Regions from separate parts of the Homo sapiens genome. Here region 2 is linked to region 1. The links are chromatin contacts, found by Hi-C or POLR2A ChIA-PET in ENCODE. All regions are on one chromosome and are shown on one strand. Each heading gives the region's core, a stretch centred on a gene start or an enhancer-like site at or near the end of the contact. The rest is flanking DNA. Distances are from core to core; before and after follow the strand shown. Region 1 holds the start of ATMIN (ATM interactor). Region 2 has its middle 18 kb from the start of MIR4720.

Region 1 (6,254 bases), core at 2,359-4,858:
CATCATTTATGTTAAGAAGGGAAGATTTGGTTGGGGGTGGGGTGTTTTGGGAAGAAAGATTAGAATAAAATAAGAACCAACAGCAACTAGTGGGGAGGGGAAGAAAATATAATCTAGAAAATATATAAACAATGAAAGAAATTATGCAAGCAGCTGTAACTAAGACCGAAAATTTCCACTGACTATAAGAAAACCTGCCAATAAGATACTCAGGGCAGAAAGTGGATGGAGTCTCTGGTCAACACAGCTCTTAAAACCTAAGATAGCTTCCCAGCCAGCCTTCCTCCCGGTTCCTTGTCCTTACCCCTACCTTCTTCCAGTACTTTGAAAACAGGTATCAACATTGATGTTTGAGGCCTGGCGCAGTGGCTCACTCTTGTAATCCCAGTACTTTGGGAGGCTGAAGCGGGCGGATCACTTGAGGTCAGGAGTTCAAGACCAGCCCGACCAACATGGCGAAACCCTGTTTCTACTAATAAAACAAAAATTAGTCGGGCGTGGTGGAGCATGCCTGTAGTCCCAACTACTCGGGAGGCTGAGGCAAGAGAACTGCTTGAACCCGAGAAGCGGAAGTTGCAGTGAGCCGAGATCATGCCACTGCACTCCAGTCTGGGCGACAGAGTGAGACTGTCTCAAACAAACAAACAAAAAGAACAATGTTTGAGGCAGGGCATGGTGGCAGGAGCCTATAGTCTCAGCTACTGGGGAGGCTAAAGCAGGAGGATCACTTGAGCTCAAGAGCCTGACAGCAACCTGGGTTAACAGAGCAAGACCCTGAAAAGCCTTCTATGTAGTAACCAGACAAGGTACAGATCTCCATACTGGGCACCATCATATAGATGGCTATTGCATCACACAGACAACCTTCATTAAAGGAAGACACCAAGACAGGAGCTGCTCAGGGGCCACTGGGCACTGCGGTTAGAAAGCCAGGACAAGACAGGAAAGTCAGTCTGCTTGTCAAGAAAAAAATGATGGATCTGGTGAGGTATAATTCCTGCTAAAAAAAAGTTTGCCCTGGCTGGGCACAGTGGCTCACACCTGTAATCCCAGCCCTTTAGGAGGCTGAGGCGGGTGGATCACTTGAGGTCAGGAGTTCGAGACCAGCCTGGCCAACATGGTGAAACCCCACCTCTACTAAAAATACAAAAATTAGCTGGGCGTGGTGGTATGCACCTGTAATCCCAGCTACTAGGGAGGCTGAGGCAGGAGACTCGCTTGAACCTGGGAGGCAGAGGTTGCAGTGATCCAAGATGGCGCCACTGCACTCCAGCCTGGGCGACAGAGTGAGACTCTGTCTCAAACAAAACAAAAAAAACCCAACATAATTAGAAACAAACCTACTGTATACTAACCAGTCCTGAAAGGCAAATGGTATCTTTATGTTCAACAGATGTTTACCAGGGTCTTTAAAGAGCTAGAGCTCCTAACAACAACTCCACAGAAAGGAACAACAGAAACTATTAAGAAATAGTTCATCCACCTAAGTTATGATTAAATAAAGGATTTAGGTCGGTCGCGGTGGCTCACACCTGGAATCCCAGCACTTTAAGAGGCTGAGGTGGGTGGATCACCTGAGGGTCAGGAGTTCGAGACCAAGCTGGCCATCATGGTGCAACCTGTCTTTACTAAAAATACAAAAAAAAATTAGCAGGGTGTGGTGGCAGGTGCCTGTAATCCCAGCTACTAGGGAGGCTGAGGCAGGAGAACTGCTTGAACCCCGGAGGCAGAGGTTACAGTGAGCTGAGATGGCGCCACTGCGCTCCAGCCTGGGTGATGGAGTGAGACTCTGTCTCAAAAACAAACAAAAAAACACAAAAACAATAGGGAAGAAAAGGATTTAGTTAAAATTTAGTATGAAAACAAAACAACAGGTTGAAAGCCATTCCCAGAGTTACACTTGAGTGCTGAAAGAAACCCAGAGCTTTTCAGTCCAACAATTCGGCCCCACCTGCACGGTCTTCCTCAGCATACCTCAGGTACATTTCCTGACTGGCTCCCTGATCTTCAATTGAGAACGTTGTTGCATCCCGGTTTAGATGGTGGTAAGAGCAGATCACTCTTCATTGGCGACACATCTGTCCTACTAGAGACTACAACCTCAGAGTTTTCTGCTGTGAAATTCTTATCAGAAGCCTGACTATGGGCAGACAGAACATGCAATATTCTGGGTACTCTAAATTTACTCCTGATCATCAAAAGCTACATATTCGCAGAACTGCTTTCAATGACTTGCGCTTTTGAATTATGTCACTGCTGGCCTAGAGTGGTGGAAGGAAACTTGCCATTGTAATGACTGAGAGATTGTGACTTAACAGGTCCGGGGTGGGGCTGGACATCTGGATTTTTAATAAGCTTGTCACAGATGTGTCCCAAGGTTGAAAATGACTGCCCTGTTTTGCATAACGTGGAGGGTTGTTGAGACTATTGTCATGGTGTATTTACTGTGTCCCCCTCTTAAAGAAGAGCCACAGGGGCAATTTCCCTTAGGTCTCAGTCCTGAGCTGATCTTACCAACACCGTGAAACTGACTGATGGTGTTTAGAGGCAAACCTACCGCTCCTTTAAAACATTTTTTTATTCATAATCGACACACAGTAATTATTCCTACTGATGGGGTGCGGTGTGCAGCATGGATGGACATATACATTGCATAGTGATCAAGTCAGAGTGTTTAACATGTCCTCGACCTCAAACGTATTGTCTCTTGGTGGTGAGAACATTTAAAACCCTCTCTTCTAGTTATTGTGGCACATACAGTCCACTGGGCAGGACCCAAGGGCGGCATTGTGGGTGTCGTGGCAAGCACAGGGCTTTAGAACCAGAGGCCCCGGTTTAAAGCCCCGCATCATCTAGGTTGCATAATCTGTTTCTCATTAATATAATGGAGACGATGCGTCCCTCGCCAAAACGCCGTTAAGAACTCACAGGCAAAAAAGTGTAAAAAGCCTGGGCCGGCGTCCGGCACGACACTCGGGGCCAGGGAGCCAGGGAACCAGGGAACTGGCGCGTACGGCGGACCCGGGGCTCCCAGCTCCTCCTCCCCCCCAGAGGCCGCACCTGCGGCGCCTGCCGCGAGGGTTCGAGAGCCGCCTCCGGCCGGGGAGGGCAGAGGCCGGTGGGGCAGCGGCAGCGGCAGCGCGCAGGGCGCTCGTCCCCCCGAGGCCGGCTTCGCGCGCCGGCGCCGGGCGCTTTGTTGGAGCCAGGCCCGGCCCCCCGGGCCGCCGGCCGCGTCGGGCTCACCTGCAGGCGGTGGCTCTTGACTAGGTGCATGTTGAGCGCGGGGCTGTTGGGCAGGATCTTGCCGCAGCCGCGCACGGTGCACAGGATGTTGGTCCGCACGGCCCGGGACAGCTCGCTCACCGACGGCTGGATCAGCTCCCCCGCCGGCGGCGCGGGGACAGCGGGCTGCTGCGTCGCCCCCGCGGGCCGCGGCCGGCTGCCCCTCAGTCGGGGTCCCGGGGGCACCCACGGGCCCGAGGCGGCGGCGGCGGCTCCTGTCGTGGCCGCCGGGACGGCCCGGGCACCCGCCGCCAGAGCCGCGGACCCCGCCGCCGCCGCCGCCTCCGAGGCCGCCATGGCTCCCGCACGGCCGCCCGGCCCAGTTCGTAGGCCCCGCCCCCGCCGCAGCCACTTCCGGCAGGGGGCGAGGCCGCCAGGCTTGTTAGCATCCGGCGGGCCCAGGCGGCCGCGGCGCCCCCTGCCGGCCGCGGAGGGCGCGCCTTGGAGGGAGAGGACTTTAGGTGACGCCGCCAGGAGGCGAAATTTCACCTGCCAGCAGGTAAAAGGTATTGCCCCGCCTCTCTAATCGATCCATTCTTCCTAGGAAAGTGACTTCAGGCAGTAGTCACATAAAAGAAAAAGCAATACGTTGAGCAATGCGTTTACTTCCCAAAGATTAGAAACAACCCAAATGTCTAGTGGCAGGTGAGGCAGAAGTACACTGATTTCCGCCGTTGTTTATTACCTAGGCCTTACTGGGTACCAGGTGGGTCTGGTGGATGCACTTTTCATGCTGTGTCTCATTTTGTCTTCAAAACGACTGTAGCGGGTATGTACTGTAACTTGCCCCACCTTGTGCAGAGAAGGACATTTAGGCTTATATAAATTAAGTAACTTGACCTAGACCACACTATACAAATGAAAAGATTGTTATTATTGATAGGATTAATCATTTTAAGAAGGCTGGATTTGCTTGCTTCTATTTTAGCTGCTGAAATTAGGATTACTGTTTGGGAGACACTGCAGTTCAGTATACGATTACAAAACTTAATACTTAGACTGGGTAGTTCATGTAAATGGACATAGGAGGCTGGGGTAGACAAAAGGGAGGGGTGAGGACTGCAGTGAAATTGGAAACACATCCTTTATTAAAAGGGGGCAGCTGCTACTCATCTTTGGTATGGCTAGAGTTTTATGTGAAAATTTCCACCTTTTACATACTAGCAGCTATATTCGTTTTCTCTTGCTATTAATAAATTACCACAAACTTACTGCCTTAACACAAATTTATTATCTTCCAGCTCTGGAGGTCAAAAGAAATGAGACTGCTGGGCTAAGATCAAGGTGTCAGCAGGGCTGTATTCCTTCCCAAGGCTCCAGGGGAGAATCTGTTCACTTGCCTTTCCCAGCTTCTAGAGGTTGCCTACATTCCTTGGCTTGCGGACCCTTCCTCCATCTCCAGAATCAGTAACGGTGAGTTGAGTCTTCGTCACATCACATCACTCTGATTTCTTCAGTAGTGATCCCTCTGATTCTTCTATTCTTGAGGCCCCCTGTGATGACATTGGGCCCATTCAAATCATCCAGGATAATTTCTCCAACTGCCAAGTCCCTTTGCCTTGCAAGATAACTGTGATAATGTGAAGTATATATTTGGTCTTTGTCCTGGCATGCAATTCCTAAAATCCTTGGAATCAGCAAATTGGTGTTTTTTTGTATGCTAATTAGTTGACTGATGACTCACAGTCCCTAGGTAGCTTTAGGATGGGACTGGTCACTGGAAAGACCAAGGTAGGATTAGAGGCTTGAGACTTTCAGCCCTCCCCCTCAACCTCTGGGGAGGAGACAGGGGCTGAAGCTTAAGCTGATCAATCATTCCTAGGTAATGAAGCCTCCATAAAATCCCAAAAGAAATGGGTTTGGAGAACTTCCAGATAGCTGAATGCATGGAGTTTCCTGGAGGGAGGCGCACTCAAAGAGGGCATGCGTGGAAGCTCTTGCCCTATGCATCTTTTCATCTGAATCCTTTGTAACATCCCTTGTAAGAAGTCAGTCTATGTGTCTTCCTGAGTTCTGTGAGCTGCCCTAGCAAATTAATTGAACATGAAGAGAGGGTTGTGGGAAATGCAATTTATAGCTGGTTAGTCAGAAGCGCAGGTGAAACAACCTGGGGCTGGCAACTGGCCTCAGAAGTGGGTGGCAGTTTTGTGGGACTGAGCCCTTAACCTATGGGGTCTGATGATATCGCCAGGTAGTTAGTGTTGGAATTGAACTGGAGCATACCCAGCTGGTATCTGCTGTAGAACTGATTGCTTATGTCAACCAAGAAGAGGTGAAAGGGCCAGGCATGGTGGCTCACGCCTGTAATCCCAGCACTTTGGGTGGCCGAGGCAGGGCGGATCACGAGGTCAAGAGATCGAGACCATCCTGGCCAACATGGTGAAACTCTGTCTCTACTAAAAATACAAAAATTAGCCGGGTGTGGTGCGCACGCCTGTAATCCCAGCTACTCAGGAGGCTGAGGCAGGAGAATCGCTTGAACCCAGGAGACGGAGGTTGTGGTGAGCCAAGATCGCACCACTGTACTCCAGCCTGGTGACAGAGCAAGACTGTCTCAAAAAAAAAAAAAAAAAAAAGAAGAGGTGAAAGACCACACTGCAAAGCAGTAAGACAAGGCATTTTTTTTTAATTAAAAAAAAAAAAAAGAAAAGAGACAGGGTCTCGCCATTTTGGCCAGCTTGGGGTCAAGTGATCCACCTGCCTCGGCCTCCGAAAGTGCTGGGATTATAGATGCAAGTTACCACGTCCAGCCAAACAAGGCATTTTGATTGGGGTCTTAGAAATTACAATTTGGGAGACACAGATTCACCTAGAAGCCAAATGGGGTTCTGAAAAGAGGGAGAGAAGTAGATGTTTTTAAAAGAAAGCAGAGGGTTAATACACAAATTGTTTTGAAAGAATTATCATTGGTGGAGGTGGCTGGCTTAGTACATGAATCCATAGTTGATTGGTTGCCGCTGTTCAGGAGTTGT
Region 2 (6,169 bases), core at 1,463-3,962, 370 kb before region 1:
GTGAGCCAAGATCACACCACTGCACTCCAGCCTGGGCGACAGAGTGAGACTCCATCTCAAAAAAAAAAAAAAAGAGATATATATATATATACACACACATACACACACACACATATATATACACATATCTATACACACACATATGTATACACACACATATATATGCACATATATACACACACACACATACACATATATATACACACACACAGATATATATATATATCTGTATGTGTGTGTGTTTATGCAAGAAGCATTGGGTCTGAACGCTCGCAAGGCCCTGTATCAGGAGCCCAGGAATATGTTGTGTGAACCAGGGCTGAATGGAGCACTCAGCTTGCCCAGCAGCAGCTGGGGGCATGGCCATAAGCAGTCCAGATTCCAGGGAAATGAATCAGTAACCCGGGGATGAATCAGGAGACGGGAATTGCAAGTCATCCCACCTCCACAAGGTGGAAACTTAGCCAGCACCTTTACCCGGCGCTGACCCACCCGTATTCTCATAAGAATGTCTGACGGTGGAGACGCTGATCCTGAGAGGAACCTCAGGCACGCAGGTTCCAACCCGGAGTCAGGCTGGAAAAGTTGAGGCTCTTCAAAGAGACTACGACTTTGAACCTGGGTCCATGTAAGCTCCAGTCATCCTTCAAGGAATGTGACTAACGTCATCCATTGATGAGGGCAGGAAAATGTCAGATAAAAGACATTTTCTGATAAGTTAACAGGTTACTTTCACAGTATGCACATTCTAAAGCCCTTGTTTTCACAAAGAGAGAGGAATACCTTTTATGTTAATAATAAAAAGTAGTTTCCCTGTTTGATAAATGTGCAAATATTTAAGGCTGTGGAGAAATAGGGACACTTTTATACTGTTGGTGGGAGTGTAAATTATTTCAACCGTTGTGGAAGACAGTGTGGCGATTCCTCAAAGACCTAGAACCAGAAATACCATTTGACCCAGCAATCCGATTGCTGGGTATATACCCAAAGGAATATAAATCATTCTGTTATAAAGATTCATACATGAGTTTGTTCATTGCAGCACTATTCACAATAGCACAGACATGGAATCAATCCAAATGTCCATCAATGACAGACTGGATAAAGTAAATGTGGTACATTTACACCATGGAATACTATGCAGCCATAAAAAGGAAAGAGATCATGTCCTTTGCAGGAACATGGATGGAGCTGGAAGCCATTATCCTCAGCAAAGTAACACAGGAACAGAAAACCAAATACTACGTGTTCTTGCTTATAAGTGGGAGCTGAACATTGAGAACACATGGACACAGGGAGGGGAACAACACACACTGGGGCCTGTCAGCAGCGGGGTGTGAGGTGAGGGAAAGCATCAGGATAAATGGCTAATGCATGTGGGGGGCTCAATACCTAGGTGATGGGTTGATAAGTGCAGGAAACCACCATGGCACACGTTTACCTATGTAATAAACCTGAACATTCTGCGCATGTATCCCGGAACTTAAAATAAAATAAAATTTTAAAAAGTGGAATTTGGGGGTGTCACAGTTCCTGCCTGGGCCCCCCATGGTTGGGCTCTGGCTGTCACTCAGAGGGATGAGGCTGGAGTGCCAGGCCCCAGCCAGATCAGGAAAGGCCTCAGAACTCACATTAAGGAGCTTGAATTTCATCCCGAGTTTATTGGGAAATTGTTGGTGGATGTTAAGTAGGAAGTAATGTGATCAGATTTGCATTTTAGAAAAATCAGTCTGGCTGCAGAGTGGATGGTGGAAGGGAGCAGGGCAAGGCTGGAGCCAGGGAGGACAGTTAGGAGACTGCTGGGGCCATCAGGGTGTACGTGTGTGTTGGGGAGGGGGCAGTGGTGGTCTGAGTCATCCAGAGGGCATATTATGGTGGCATGGATCATTTGGAGGGGGGGGGTATGGTGATGGCTTGATTCATCTGGGATGGGGTGGGGTTTACAGTGGCCCCCATCTTCTGTGAGGCTGGGGGAAGAAGTAACTGTGACCTGGATTAATAACTGGGCAGTGGGGAAAAGAGCCATGTGCAACCTACCCTCTGTGGCCCGTGCCAGGCACGGCTCATGTAACCCTCCTAGCAAACCTCTAGGGTAGCTCCACTGTGATTACTGCCAGCATTTTACAGGCAACGGCACAGGTGCACAAAGGGCTTACCCTTGCCACGGTCACAGCGGCGGGACCCCGGCCTCAGCAGCGGGACACCAAAGTCTGAGCTCAGGCTCAGAGAGACGTCCCAGCACTGTTTCAGAGGCAGCACTGTGGGGTCTCAGGGCTGGATTCCGGCTCGGGGGCAGGGTAACTTGTGTCTGGGTGGACTGTTCATGGGCTGCCCACCCTCACATGTGGACAAAGAACTCAGTTCCTGCTGTTCAGCCCGGAGCCGCCACCTCAGACCTGCTCATGCTGCAAATGGAGGGAAGGTGGCCCTGACCTGGGTGGGTGCAGAGGCGGCGCAGCTTCCCCAAGGCAGGCATGGACCAGACCGAGCTCTGACGCTGAAGGTCATGGGCAGCCCCGAGTCAGGGCCATGAAGGGTGCGGGGGACCCGGCCCACCATGCCTCTCCACCATCGCCAGTGTCCAGCGATCCCTTCCGCACCGGACCTGCCTGGGAGGGGAGAGGACAGCGGCCGCTACCTTCTTCTTCGCCGCGGCCCTCGTGGGTTTGGGGCGCCCTCTGCTGGACGCTTTTATGGCCTGCGGTCTGATGCCAGGACGGCCTCAGGGGTTTGGTGACGGGACTGGGAGGAAGTCACAGGGAGAAGGTGGCCGGCCGATCCCCTGCCGTGAGAAGGAAGACACAGGGCAAACGAGCCTATGCTTTTCATCTCCCAGTTTTCGTGCCTCTTTCAATAGGGGTCTACCCCGTCGGCACCCCTAAATCCCCCACCCCATCACCCACTACAGACTTTTAGTGCATTTTTTATTTAGAATTCATTGATCCCACAATAATCAATTAAAATAATATTATTTATTCAAATTATTCAAATATTATTCAAATTATTTTAATGGTTGGAAGTACTCTTCCTGCTTATGTATTGATTTATTGGCTAGTATTTGGGTGCACAGAACCACTCCCGCTAACAGCTCTCCCTGGAGTGGCCATGGTATGCCCCATTCTCCATCACCCAGCTTCATCTTCACTTCTATTTTTTTTTTTTTTTTTTTTTTTGAGACAGAGTCTTGCCCTGTCGCCCGGGCCGGAGTGGAATGGTATGATCTCGGCTCACTGCAAACTCTGCCTCCCCGGTTCAAGCGATTCTCCTGCCTCAGCCGCCTGAGTAGCTGGGATTACAGACAGCCACAACCACACCCGACTAATTTTTATATTTTTAGTAGAAATGGGGTTTCTCCATGTTGGCCAGGCTGGTCTCAAACTCCTGACTTCAAGTGATCTGCCCGCCTCAGCCTCCCAAAGTGCTGGGATAACAGGTGTGAGCCACTGCACCCAGCCAAATCTATTATCAAGCCCATTATTCAGATGAGAAAACTGAAGTCCTGGCAAAGATTAAGTCCCGTGTCCAAGGCCCTCGATCAACGCTGGGCCAGATTCCCAGGCCAGTGCTCTCTTTTGCCTTGCCAGCCCTCCTGGCAGAGCTATAGCAGGCCCTGGCTAACACACAGGGATCCCCGACTTGTGCCTGCTATGCCTCAGTTTCCTCCTCTGCAAAATAGAGATAACGATAACAGCACTTACCTCAGAGGGATCATGTGAAGAGGAAAGGAACTAATACTTACATATATAACATTCTTGGCCAGGCGTGGTGGCTCACGCCTGTAATCTCAGCACTTTAGGAGGCCAAAGTAGGAGGATCCCTTGAGCCCAGGAGTTTCAGACAAGCGTGGGCAACGTAGTGAGACCATCTCTACAAACAATTTACAAGTTAGCCAGGTGCAGTTGCATGCACCTGTAGTCCCAGCTACTCAGGGGGCTGAGGGGGGAAGATCGCTGCCCAGGAGGTCAAGGCTGTAATGAGCCATGATCGTGCCACTGCACTCCAGCCTGGGTGACAGAGCAAGACCCTATCTCAAAAGAAAAGAATAAGCATTAAAATACATACATATATATATAAAATAAAATCCTTAAAGCCTGGCACAAGATGACTTCTCAACAAATGTGGGGGCGAGACGCGGTGGCTCACACCTGTAATCCTGGCACTTTGGGAGACCGAGGTGGGCGGGTCATCTGAGGTCAGGAGTTAGAGACCAGCCTGGACAACATGGTGAAACCCTGTCTCTACTAAAAATACAAAAACTTAGCCAGGCGTGGTGGCGGGCGCCTGTAATCCCAGCTACTCGGGAGGCTGAGGCAGGAGAGTTGCTTAAACCTGGGAAGTGGAGGTTGCAGTGAGCGGAGATTGTGCTACTGCACTCCAGCCTGGGCGACAGAGCAAGGCTGTCTCAAAAAAAAAAAAAAAAAAATCAACCAAACAAAAATGTGGGGTTTTAGTATCCACCAGCCTAGTACTCTCAGCCCTGGTTGCAAATCCACCTGGGAGATTGATTGTAATTAACCAATTAGAGCAGGACTGCCTCTAATTGGTCTCAGGTGGAGCCCAAACACGGGCGTTTGTGGAATCTCCCCAGGTGGTTCTCATGTTCAAGCAAAGGTGTAAAGTGCCAGGCCAGAGCCTCCACCGCAGGGCTGGTGTCCTGGGTGCCCAGGACAGTGGGCGGCAGCTGGCAGGTGCCAGGAAATGCTGAATGGCTGCTTCATCGCCCTTGGTGTCTACATTGCTTGTTACTCAGCATCGGGAGTTTAGATGTCATCTCCCATCAGTTAGGAGGGAGGTCACCCACTCAGACCTAGGTCATCGGCTCTGAAATAAAGATGGGCTTTGTCCCATTCTGAAATTCCCTAATCCAAACATGAAGTCATCCCAGCCCTGCCTTTGGAAGTTCCACTCAGGACTGAGCCAAGAAGGAGCCTGCCTCTTTCTTTCTAAAGTCACAGGCTGCGGGGCTCTGGATTCCCGGGATACGTCCAAAGGAGAAATTTGGGTCTAGCAAGGATAGGGGGTTGAGCAGAGGTCACTGAGCTCCCGCCACGGGCATGGATCCGGGCTCACCCCTGCCAAGTTTCTTGAATCCCTCTCCCGGAAAGGATGATAAACATGAGTCTTCATTTCCTCAACCGAAAATGCCCTGCAGGTTCAGGATAGGAATGATGACGCGGGGCTGGCCTGCGTGGGGTGGGGCTACTGCACAACAGTCATGCAGGCTGGTGTGTGAGCCTCCCGGCAGCTCTTCCAGGATCAGCTGGTCCCCACTTAAAGACAGCTGTGGCTTGGAGGGGTTAAGTGCTCCAGAATCCATGCACAATTTGTTGGAGTGTGAAGCTATCCATACCTCTTCTAGTCTGTCTATATGGCAGAATAAGATGCGGCTGAAACATCAGGCAGGGGCCCAAGAGACTTTCTTAAATTGTCTCTTTAAAATAACATGATTTCCATCCTGGGCAACAAGGCAAAAACCCGTCTCTACAAAACGTACAAAAATTATTACTAGCTAGGCATGTGCCTGTAGTCCCAGCTACTTGGGGTGCTGAGTGGGGAGAATCTCTTGAGCTCGAGAGGTCAAGGCTGCAGTCAGCCATATTCATGCCACTGCACTCCAGCCTGGGTAACAAAGTAAGACCGTGTCTCAAAATAATAATAATAAAAATAATAATAATAATAAATGATTGGCTAGACGACGTAGCTCATGCCAGTAATCCTAGCACTTTGAGAGACCAAGATTGGAGCATCACTTGAGGCCAGGAGACCAACACTAGCCTGGGCAATAAAGCAACATCCTGTTTCTACAAATAATAAAAATAAAGTAAAATAAAATAACATGATGGAAGATGAAGAACAAGTCTGGGAAGCTACGTGTTTCCTCATGGAGAGATTGGATCACCCTCATCTCCAGCTTGGTGTCTTGTGACAAGAGGATGGCACCGCAAATGTTTGTTGACCTAAACATTTATTTATTCACTCTTCAAAAGATATTTATTGAGCGCCTACTGGGCATTGTATGAGCACTGGGAAATGGAAAAGAAACAAGACTGACAAGGTCCATGGGCTGATGGAGCTGATATTCCAGTGAGTGTGTGGGGAAAGGGGTGGGCAGGGGAGAGAGACAAAAAAGTAAACAAATAAACAAAGATGATGAAAGATCATAATAAGG

The links. A loop is a pair of places that touch in the nucleus more often than their neighbours do. ChIA-PET counts read pairs that join two places held with the same protein, here RNA polymerase II (POLR2A). Pooled maps may share reads with other maps.
Region 2: a loop to region 1 is called in a pooled map, with 7 times the contacts of the local background. The contact joins the enhancer-like site here to the promoter of ATMIN in region 1. A Hi-C loop is called at or near these places in 1 of 168 maps with a recorded cell type or tissue (left cardiac atrium) and 6 of 50 pooled maps. POLR2A ChIA-PET finds 5 or more read pairs at or near these places in 3 of 52 experiments (HepG2, PC-9 and Panc1).

What each region holds. Positions count from the first base shown.
Region 1 is chr16:81,033,196-81,039,449 of GRCh38, reverse strand. It overlaps ATMIN (ATM interactor), which reads right to left and starts at 3,608. Exons shown (of 4, transcript NM_015251.3): 1 at 3,244-3,608. The coding sequence starts at 3,579. It overlaps CENPN-AS1 (CENPN antisense RNA 1), which reads left to right. Exons shown (of 4, transcript XR_007065134.1): 1 at 1-2,713; 2 at 4,524-4,695. RefSeq lists silencers at 2,939-3,288, 3,499-3,788.
Region 2 is chr16:81,400,219-81,406,387 of GRCh38, reverse strand. No RefSeq gene overlaps it. Among named protein-coding and RNA genes, the nearest start is that of MIR4720, 18 kb to the right of the region's middle. RefSeq lists an enhancer at 2,561-2,640. Within about 2 kb of position 2,712, at least 4 of the 41 ENCODE cell types and tissues checked have a DNase peak (open chromatin) inside an H3K27ac peak, as active enhancers do.